Linked DNA regions of Homo sapiens: region 1 is linked to region 2. The links are chromatin loops, found by intact Hi-C in ENCODE. Cell type or tissue: CD4-positive, alpha-beta T cell. All regions are shown on one strand. Links, peaks and the distances in the headings refer to the core of each region. The heading gives the core; the rest is flanking DNA.

Region 1 (5,372 bases), core at 1-5,000, 330 kb before region 2:
TGTGGGGTTCAGAGTTGCAGAGTGTGTGACCTTCGGGGAGGGACTGAAGGGCTCTGGGGAGGCAAGCACCAGCCTCCTGCTGCTGCCTTGTGCTGATCTCATGCCAGGGCGCCCCACAGCCAGCCAGAGGCCAGGGGGCAGCAGGGTCTACTTTTGCTGTCAGCACCTTGAGCAGAGAACAGAGTGGGCAGGGGCAGACGTGGATGTGAAGGGCCGTGGAAGACATGGGACGCAGGATCCCTGGTGGTTTTTGTTCCTTATGATGTGGCAGGCATGGGGCAGGGTGTTTGGAGTGAGCATGGTGGCATGTTCTGTGGCTGGAATGGGGCAGAACATTTGGAGTGGGCATGGTGGCATGTTTTGTGGCATTCATGGGGCAGGGCATTTGGAGTGGGTAGTGGCATGTTTTGTGGCACACATTGGTGGCAGGCTAAGAAACGTGGCTAAGATCACACTGTAGGCAAGCAATGGAGCTGGGCTCAGACCCAGGGCTTTCTGCCTCCAAGTGCCCCCTTCCTACTGTAGCAGACAGAGCAGGAATTCCAATCTGAAGCCACCCTGCCTTTCCTGTGGGCTGGGGCCGGTGTCTGCAGGCCATGCTCTTGTTGACCATGGTGTAGGCTGGAGCCGAGCTGGGAGGAAGTGCTGGGGAGGGTGGGGTTGGGCCACACTCCAGCATGGGGGTGGGGGGCGTGTGGATCAGAGGGAGGAAGGAAGAGAAAATAGGGGTGGAGAGAGGGGAGAAGGCACCAGGGAGAGGGCAGGGGGCTGGGAGTGCCAACTACCCCACAGTCCCAGACAGTCCTCTGCTGGAGAGTCAGCTATTAACAGCAAAGGGGGCTGTAATTGCAGAAAGCAAAACACATTGAGGTTTTTTGGGAAAAAAACTATAATATCTTTATGACTTTGGGGCAGGGAAGGATTTCTTTAACAAGATCTCCAAAGCACAAACTGTAGGAGAAAATACTGATGACTTTGATGTCAAAATTTTAAAACTTCTGTTTAAAATAATTGTCGTAAATAAAGTGAAAATGCAAGTCTCACAGATTAGAAGTTATCAGCAATGCAACTAATGGTCTAAGAGTAAGTGTCCACACTCTGTAAAGAACTTCTGAAAATCTACACATAAAAGACAAGCAAGAAAATAGAAAGATGGAGGCCGGGTGCAGCGGTTCACACCTGTAATCCCAGCACGTTGGGAGGGCAAGGTGGGCAGATCGCCTGAGCTCAGGAGTTCAAGACCAGCCTGAGCAACATGATGAAACCCCATCTCTACTAAAAATACAAAAATTATCTGGGTATGGTGGCACATGCCTGTAATCCCAGCCACTTAGGAGGCTGAGGCAGGAGAATTGCTTAAACCTGGGAGGCAGAGGTTGCAGTCAGCCAAGATCCGGCCACTGCACTCCAGTCTGGGTAGCAGAGTGAGACTCTGTCTTAAGAAAGAAAGGAAGAAAGAGAGAGAGAGAGAAAGAAAGAAAGAGAGAGAGAGAAAGAAAGAGAAAGAAAGAAAGAAAAAGAAAGAGAGAGGGAAAGAAAGAAAGAAAGAAAGAAAGAAAGAAAGAAAGAAAGAAAGAAAGAAAGAAAGAAAGAAAGACAGGCAAAGGGAGCCACAAGCAAGTCAGAGAAGAGAAAACATGTGTGGTTACTAAGTGTCTGAAGAACCAGTGCCTTTGCTGGCTGAGACATTGCAAGTCAAAGCCACATCACGATGCTTGTCCATGCCCAGCACTTTGGCAAAACTTTAAAAACCTGGCCACCCGGGTGATGGAGGGCGGGAAGGGAAGCGGGCATCGTGCACTTTGCTGAAAAGAGGGTGGCTGCATGCAACGGCCAGTGCAGTGGACAGTGTGTGTGCCCCACAGCCAGATGCCCTTCTTTTAAGCACAAGCCTCTACGGTTCACAGTAGTGTCGCCCAGGATAGCAGGCAACCTGGAAGCATCCATTGACAGAATGAATAAATAAATTATGGCAAATTCACACAAGGGGACACTGGAGCCATGACAAGAAATGAACTAAGGCTACGTGGATACAGGTCCAAAGCAGAATGTCAAGGCAGAAAGGCTGAACGGTGGATACTGCATAGCTCTGTGTACACAGGGCTGGAACCATGCCTGGGAAAGGAGCTACATGGGAGCTTGGGAGCTCCTTCCTGCTCCTCACTCCCCTTCTCAGGGAGAACTGCATGGGGAGAGCATGGTGCTTGTGGCAGTGTGTGTGCACGTATGTGTGAGCACGTGGCACGGTGCATGCATGGATGTGTGAGCACGTGGCACGGTGCATGCATGGATGTATGACTGTGGCAGTGTGTGTGCACATATGTGTGAACGTGTGGCAATGTGCATGCGTGGATGTGTGAACGTGTGGCAGTGTGCGTGCATGGATGTGTGTTTGTGGCGGTGTGTGTGCACGTATGTGTGAGCATGTGGCACTGTGCATTCACGGATGTGTGAGTGTGTGGCAGCGTGCATGCGTGGATGTGTGTGGCAGTGTGCATGCACGTATGTGTGAGCATGTGGCAGTGTGCATGCACGTATGTGTGAGTGTGTGGCAGCGTGCATGCGTGGATGTGTGTTTGTGGCAGTGTGCCTGCACGTATGTGTGAGCACGTGGCAGTGTGCACGCATGGATGTGTGATCGTGTGGCCGTGTACGTGTGCCAGCGTGTATGTGAAAGACGTGTTTGTGTGGGTGTGTGACAATGCTTGTGTGTGTCTGAGTGTGTGTGGTGTGTGATGATGAGTGTGAGTGTGAGCGTGCCGAGGACGAGGTTTCAAGGCTCCCCGGATGCATATGTCCTTCCTGGGCCACTGCCCAGATCCTGACTCCCTCTTCGGCCCCTGCCAGTCACAGGGCATGGGGCCACTTGTGCCACGGGGGACTGGGAGGAATGAGGCTCCTGGCCTTTTTTGCCCGAGGGAGTGGGTCATGCAGGGCCAGGCTGAGCACCTGGGGCTTTTTGGAGACGGCTCCCACCGGGTGTGCTGCCCTTGCCGTCCAGCAGGTGGCGCGCCCGGGCAGGTTCCAAAGGTCGTCAGGCGTCCCGCCCACCCCCTTTTGCAGGCGGGGAAACTGAGGCTGGACTTCTCCTTCCCCTGAATACCAGGGAATCCATTCCCCCAGTCCACGTGCTTATGGGGCCTGGCTGAGTTCTGGGGTTGGGAGCCATGGTGAGCAGAACAGACGGGGCCTCCCCGTCCGGAGCTTGCGTCCCAGTGAGGACACCGGGAGGCGACCCGTGGGGAGCGCCCGACCCTGAGACACTGCCGCTCACCCCACACCCAGCACAGTTTGCACGTGAGACCCCCAGCGTCTGCAGCCCTGGGCCGTCCTGGGGCCTACGCAGCCATTGCTGTGCACCGCGCACCTCTCCTGTTAGCCCGAAAACCCCTGCGAGAGTCCCGCCTCCTCCACCTCCGTGTGTTTCGGGGACAGGCAGCCCATCCTGGTGGACAGAGTGTGGGGGCACAGGGTCCGCACACCCGGTCCACGAGGCTCCACCACGCTCGAGCTGTGCGGCCATGGGCAGGCTGCGTGGCCTCTCAAGTGGGGTCAATGATGGTCACCACCACGGAGGGTCGTGGGGGTGCTGACCAGGTGTGAGAATGCCTTGCAAAGGCTCCAGTCTCCCCACACAGGTGCGCAGCCATACCGGCCCTGCTTTTGTTGGAGGGTGTAGAGAGGGGAATCCCTAAAGAGATATATCTAAGGCCGGGTTCCGTGTCTCACACCCATAATCCCAACACTTTGGGAAGCCGAGCTCAGTGGGTCATCTGAGCTCAGGAGTTTGAAACCAGCCTGGCCAACATGGCGAAACCCCGTCTTTACCAAACATACAAAAATTAGCCAGGCTTGATGGGGCACACCTGTAGTCCCAGTTACTAGGGAGGCTGAGGCGGGAGGATCACTTGAGCCTGGGAGGTGGAGGCTGCAGTGAGCCAAGATTTCGCCACTGCACTCCAGACTGGGTGACAGAGCAAGACCCTGTCTCGAAAGAAAAACAAAAATTGATATGTTCAAGTCAAAACCGCTGGTACTTGGGAATGTGACCTTATTTGGAAATAAGGTCATTGCTGATGTAATTAGTTAAGATGAGGCCATATTGGAGGAGGGGCGACCCTAAGTCCAATGCCAGGTGTCCCTATAAAAGGCAAAGAGGCACAGATAGAAGAGGCCATGTGAAGATGGAGGAGGAGACTGGAGCAGTGCAGCCACAAGCCCAGCAATGCCTGGAGCCACCACACACGGCTCTACCCTCTCCAATAAAACCAGGCAAGGTCTGGCCATGGTGCCTGCATGGGGGGACCCCAATGCCTCTGCAGGACGCCCTCACACCTAGTCAGTCTCTCCCAGGACCCCCTGTGGTGCCAATCACTGTCCCCACTTTGCAGTGCAGGAAGGGTCCTCCCCTAGAGACCTCAGAGGGAGCACACACCTTGATTCCAGGCTTCTGGCCTCAGGACTGTGAGAAAGAGAGTACATTTCTGCTGTAAGCCATGCAATGTGTGGTCATTTGTCTACACAGCCCCAGGGGCTCAGGTAGAGGGACACCACAGGAGAGTGGAGGAGGCAGGGCGCCCCCACAGGAGTCTGGCTACAGCAGGGCTGAGAAGTGGGCTGGCTCCCGGCTCCCTGTGGTTCTGAGACCCAGCTTGGCGGTAGCTGCACCTGGGCCAGGTGGGCAGCTCGGGCTGGGAGCAGACGGCTCCTACCCCGACTCGGCACAGTGCTATGCCCGGCTGTGCACATAGCCCTCCAGGCGGCACCTTCACGGCACTTGGCCGGGTGTCCTTCCCCCTCCCTGGCCTGTGGGTGCTTTGAGGACATGCCTGAGGAGGTGCTCCAGGCCGAGGCATGGTGAGAAAGAGTGGGCTCCGCATATGTGGGTCAGCACTGGAGTCCTGCCTCCACCACTCTCAAGCATAAGTGGCGGACTTTACCCCAGAGCCTCAGTCTTCTCATCTGTACAAGGGGCTAATAATACCTAGCTCACAGGGCTGTTGTACGGGTGAGACCGGACAATGCCTGTCAAGTATGTGGCATAGAGTAGGTGCACAAGGTGTGCGACATTACAAATACAAATGCTCCTGGAAAGGATGGATGAATGAATGCAGAGATGACCCGCCCTTTGGTTTCCATTGGGAAGTGACCCGGCCCTGGATTAGGGGGGCTGTCAGCAGGGTCCTCTGGAGTGGGGGGCGGGATCAGATCCCAGATGTGCATGTGGCTCCGGCTTGGCATTTCCTTAGAGGGACAAGATTTCCTCAGGGGCAGAGAGGAGAGAGTCCACCTAACACCCACGTGTTTGAGAGAAAGCAAAGCTTCCACTGGAGGAATGCTGGAGTCAGATAACAGACGATGCTCTGAGGCTC
Region 2 (5,376 bases), core at 174-5,173:
CCCAGGCTAGAGTGTGGTGGCGCGATCTCGGCTCACTGCAAGCTCCGCCTCCTGGGTTCAAGTGATTCTCCTGCCTCAGCCTCCAGAGTAGCTGGGACTACAGGCGCCTGCCACCACGCCCGGCTAATTTTTTTGTATTTTTAGTACAAACGGGGTTTCACCGTGTTAGTCAGGATGGTCTCCATCTCCTGACCTCGTGATCCGCCCGCCTTGGCCTCCCAGAGTGCTGGGATTACAGGTGTGAGCCACTGTGCCCGGCCTCCAAACATTGCTTTCTACTGATCCCAGGTCTTTTGTGTTTTTCTTTTTTTTTTTGAGACAGAGTCTCACTGTCGCCCTGGCTGGAGTGCAATGGCACGATCTTGGCTCACTGCAACCTCTGCCTCCCGGGATCAAGTGATTCTCCTGCCTCAGCCTCCCGAGTAGCTGGGATTACAGGCACCTGCCACCACACCTGGCTAATTTTTGTATTTTTAGTAGAGGCTGGGTTCCACCAGGTTGACCACGCTGGTCTCGAACTCCTGGTGATCTGCCCACCTCGGCCTCCCAAAGTGCTGGGATTACAGGCGTGAGCCACCATGCTCGGCAACAATCCCAGGTCTTTAGACAACAAACTCAAACAATTGTCAACCAGAAAATGTTTAAATTGGTTGGGCGCGGTGGCTCACACTTGTAATCCCAGCGATTTGGGAACTTTGGGAGGCCGAGGCGGGGGGATCTCGAGGTCATGAGTTAAAGACCAGCCTGGCCAACATGGTGAAACCCCATCTCTACTAAAAATATAAACATTGGCCGAGTGCGGTGGCTCATGCCTGTAATCCCAGCACTTTGGGAGGCCGAAGCAGGCAGATCACTTGAGGTCAGGAGTTTAAGACCAGCCTGGCCAACATGGTGAAACCCCGTCTCTACCAAAAATACAAAAAAATTAGCTGGGCGTGGTGGTGGGCGCCTGTAGTCCCAGCTACTCGGGAGGCTGAGGCAGGAGAATGGCATGAACGTGGGAGGCGGAGGTTGCAGTGACGGGAGATCGCACCACTGCACTCCAGCCTGGGTGACAAAGCGAGACTCCGTCTCAAAAAAAAAATATATATATATATATATATATATATACACACATATATATACACACATATATACACATATATACACACATATATATACACATATATACACACATATATATACATATATGTATATACACATATATACATATATACGTATATATACACATATATACACATATATATACACACACACACATATATATACACACACATATATATATATAAACATCAGCTGGGCGTGTTGGTGCACCGCCTGTAATGGGAGGCTGAGGCAAGAGAATCGCTTGAAACCAGAAGGCAGAGGTTGCAGTGAACCAAGATTGTGCCACTGCACTCCAGCCTGGGTGGAAGAGCGAAACTCTTGTCTCAAAAAAAAAAAAAAAGAAAATGTTTACATTTACCTCTAGCCTGGAAGCCCCCCTCCTGCTTTGAGTTGTCCCGCCTTTCTGAACCAAACCAATGTATTTTTTAAATGTACTTGATTGATGTCTCATGTCTCCTTAAAATGTATAAGACCAAGCTGCACCCCAACCACCTTGGGCACATGCGGTCCGGACCTCCCGAGGCTGTGTCACGGGTGCGCCCTCAACCTTAGCAAAATACGCTTTCTAAATTAAAGGAGGCCTGTCTCAGATTTGCTGGCTTCACAACCCTTAATTGAAGTGGGGCTTCCTGGGGCCGCCTCTCTCCTGTGAGTCCCCTGCCGGGCTGGTTCTCAGTCACAGGGGAGAAATGCCTGCATCTTTTAACATAGCAAGGGTCCTTGCTTCTTCTGGAGGTTGTTTTTGAAAGCCATGCTTTTATTATGCTCAGAGGTGAGCTTTTCCTATCTGCATGCTTGACAAGGTGGGGCTGCCCTGAGTACGATCAGAAATTCCGTTCTGTTTCCAGGCAGATAGGTGTGTAGGGCAGCCACTCAGTCAGTGTTCGGCCTTAAAGACTCTTGCCAGTCAAGGAAGACGACCGAGGCAAGTCTCCGTCATTTTAGCTTTAAATGCCAACATTAGGGACGCGCACCTGAGAGACTGGTCTATGCCTTTCTCCGAAGATGATTTTGAGGGCTTCAATATTGAAAGGGGGAAGGGCAGGATATTGGGCAGTACACAATTTTCATGTGAAGGGGGTAGGGGAAAATTCAAGTTTTTGTCTGGTTTAGTGACTCTGCCGTTTCACGTAAGATACCCTAGACGATAGGGCAGCGGAAACAATGAGATATGCATTTGCTTCAGGTGGGCGGAGGGATGACTCAGTTCTGCCCCTCGTCCCAGCACCTGTGAAGATAAGCTAACGGTTCACATTGCCAGGGTGAACTTTAACAGAAGCGCTTAGGGTAAAGATCTTGGAGCCCACAAGGAATTTCCTTATGGGCAAAATGTGAGGGAGGTGTGTCGCTTTTCATCTTTTTTTTTTTTTTTTTTTGAGACGGAGTCTCACTCTGTCACCAGGCTGGAGTGTAGTGGGTCGATCTCAGCTCACTGCAACCTCTGCCTCCCGGGTTCAACTGATTCTTCTGCCTCAGTCTCCCAAGTAGCTGGGATTACAGGCGCCTGCCACCATGCCCGGCTAAGTTTTGCAGTTTTAGTAGGGACGGGGTTTCATCATGTTGGCCAGGCGGGTCTGGAATTCCTAACCTCAAGTGATCCACCCGCCTTGGCCTCCCAAAGTGCTGGGATTACAGGGGTGAGCCACCAAGCCCAGCCAAACTTTTCATCTCTGTAGCTGTTTGTTAAATAATTAGGAGCCGAAACAGGAGGCTGGTTCCCATGACACGGTCACCAGCTTCACTTTTCCCTTTCGTTAGCAAGTGTGGGGTCCCAGGATTTATGTTCCTTTCACACTCTCTATGCCATTTAATTTTTGCAGCAACTATAGTTAGTTGTCATTTATGGTTGGAGAAAAAGGGCAGTTCAGTAAGTGGCCAAGCCCAGCTTCAGACCCAGGGCAGGCCTTTAATCCTCGTGGCAATGCTGACTGCCACGCTGATGGCGCCACTTACATAGGCAGCCAGATTCATAAGCATGCGGATTCTCCCAGTTAAAAGAGAATTTTGGCCGGGGGCGGTGGCTCACGCCTGTAATCCCAGCACTTTGGGAGGCTGAGGTGGGCAGATCACAAGGTCAAGAGTTCAAGACCAGCCTGGCCAACATGGTGAAACTCCGTCTCTACCAAAAATACAAAAATTAGCCTGGCGCAGTGGCAGGCACCTGTAATCCCAGCTACTCGGGAGGCTGAGGCAGGAGAATTGCTTGAACCCAGCAGGCAGAGGTTGCAGTGAGCCAAGATTGTGCCACTGCACTCCAGCCTGGGCAACACACTGAGAATCCATCTAACAACAAAAAAAAGAGAACTTCATTTCAGCTGCCCCTGGTGGCACCTTGAAAGCCTCATTGCCTCTTCACTGGAAACATCCACCATTCTTGTTAAAGAAAAGACACTCATGACTTTCCTTCACCGAATCCTTCTAGCTTCTGTTTGAACACTTGGGTAGTCCCCCCACCCGTTTCCTGAAGTTCGTATGGGGGAACGGTAAACAGTGTCCATGCCTGCAAGTAAAATCCGAAGCCCTGCGATTGCTCAGTAACAGCTAGGAGCAAGGTTAGGGATTGTAGGGCCAGATTTTTTGCTTAGGTTCAACTAGGTAAAATAAAAATAGACTTTGCATGCATTTCAGGCACTGGGCTGATGACCGGCCACCAGGGAGGCTCCGCCCCACTTCTTAACTTTGGCCCCAACGTTAGTCTTGTTGCTGCTCTCAGATGTGCTCTGCGTGTCAAAGATGACTTGGAGGCTGGGCGCTGTGGCTCATGCCTGTAATGCCAGCCCTTTGGGAGACCAAGGTGGGAGAATTTCTTGAGCCCAGGAGTTCAAGACCAGCCTGGACAACATAGGGAGACCCCGTCTCTACAAAAAATACAAAAACTAGCCCAGCGTGGTGGTGGTGCACCTGTAGTTCCAGCTGCCGGGGAGGCTGAGGTAGAAGGATCACCTGAGATCAGGAAGGTTGAGGCTGCTGTGAGCTGAGATCATGCCACTGCACTCCAGCCTAGGCGACAGAGCGAGACCGGTCTTTTTTTTTTTTTGAGACGGAGTCTCGCTCTGTCACCCAGGCTGGAGTGCAGTGGCGCGATCTCGGCTCACTGCAAACTCTGCCTCCCGGGTTCACGCCATTCTCCTGCTTCAGCCTCCTGAGTAGCTGGGACTACAGGTGCCCGCCACCATGCCTGGCTAATTTTTTGTATTTTTAGTAGAGACGGGGTTTCACCGTGTTAGCCAGGATGGTCTTGATCTCCTGACCTCGTGATCCACCCTCCTCGGCCTCCCAAAGTGCTGGGATTACAGGCTTGAGCCACCGCGCCTGGCGAGACTGGTCTTGAAAAAAAAAAAAAAAAGATGACATGGAAGCAACAGTAGGAGCCGGGGTCAGAGTTCAGGCCCGTCCATCCGTGGATGATGGATAAACCCAGTGTAGTCCGCCATCCCTTGGAGCGTCATTCAGCCGCACACAGGAAGACACGCTGCAACGTGCAGGACCCCTGAAAACACTGGGCTGCGTGAAAGGGTCAGTGACCACGAGTTGTATGATTCCGAGTGCACGAATGTCCAGGACAGGCGGATCCAGAGAGATGGACGAGATTCGTGGCTGCTTAGGGCGGGGGGAAGGGGTGATGGAGAGTGAGGGCTGAGTGGATGGGGTCTCTCTTTGGGGTGATAAAATGTCTTGGAACTAGATGATGGGGATGGTTGCCCAACACTGGGAGTGACTTAAACACCACGGATTTGTACGTGTTTAAATGACTAACGGTTAATGTGATGTTATGTGTGAACTATACATCCAAAAGATAAAAGCAGTTCAGGCCTGGAATCGAACGGTCCTGGGTTCACATCTCACCTCTACCACTTGGTGGCACCAGGCGAGTGACTCGGCTCAGCTTTCGAAGTCTCAGTTTCCTCTTCTGTGAAGCAGGGAGACACCTGTGCCTGCCTCCTGGGGACCAGCAGGTAGAAGACCCTGAGCCGCTGGCATTGCCATCACTGCAGAACTGTGCTCCCAAGACCAGCCAGTGGAGGACCCTGAGGTACTGCTGTGTCCCTGTCACTGCAGAACTGTGCTCCCAGGGCTGGCGGATGGAGGACCCTGAGCCGCTGGTGTCATCCTCACTGCAGAACTGTGCTCCCGGGGCCAGCAGGTGGAGGACCCTGAGCTGCTGGTGTTGCCATCACTGCAGAACTGTGCTCCCAGGGCCGGCCGAATGCCTGGCTTCCACCCTCAGACTTTCTTTCCAATGTGGGCGAAGGGAACACGGAGGGACAG

Evidence for each region. Peaks named below come from ENCODE experiments on the same cell type or tissue, not always from the same donor. Only the 100,000 strongest peaks of a DNase experiment are listed, where the experiment ranks them.
Region 1: it touches region 2 in a loop (7-fold over the local background); 4 of 110 quality-filtered maps call a loop at or near these places.

Annotation. Positions count from the first base shown.
Region 1 is chr16:87,547,570-87,552,941 of GRCh38, forward strand. No RefSeq gene overlaps it. Among named protein-coding and RNA genes, the nearest start is that of JPH3, 52 kb to the right of the region's middle. RefSeq lists enhancers at 2,181-3,085, 4,202-4,708, 4,709-5,214. In CD4-positive, alpha-beta T cell, for the core only: a CTCF peak has its summit at 3,027 (motif pointing right); a DNase peak (open chromatin) is centred at 3,012.
Region 2 is chr16:87,873,042-87,878,417 of GRCh38, forward strand. No RefSeq gene overlaps it. Among named protein-coding and RNA genes, the nearest start is that of SLC7A5, 6.2 kb to the left of the region's middle. RefSeq lists enhancers at 2,953-3,480, 4,622-5,263, 5,264-5,376. In CD4-positive, alpha-beta T cell, for the core only: no CTCF peak of the experiment used is centred there; a DNase peak (open chromatin) is centred at 2,290; H3K4me3 peaks cover 538 bases.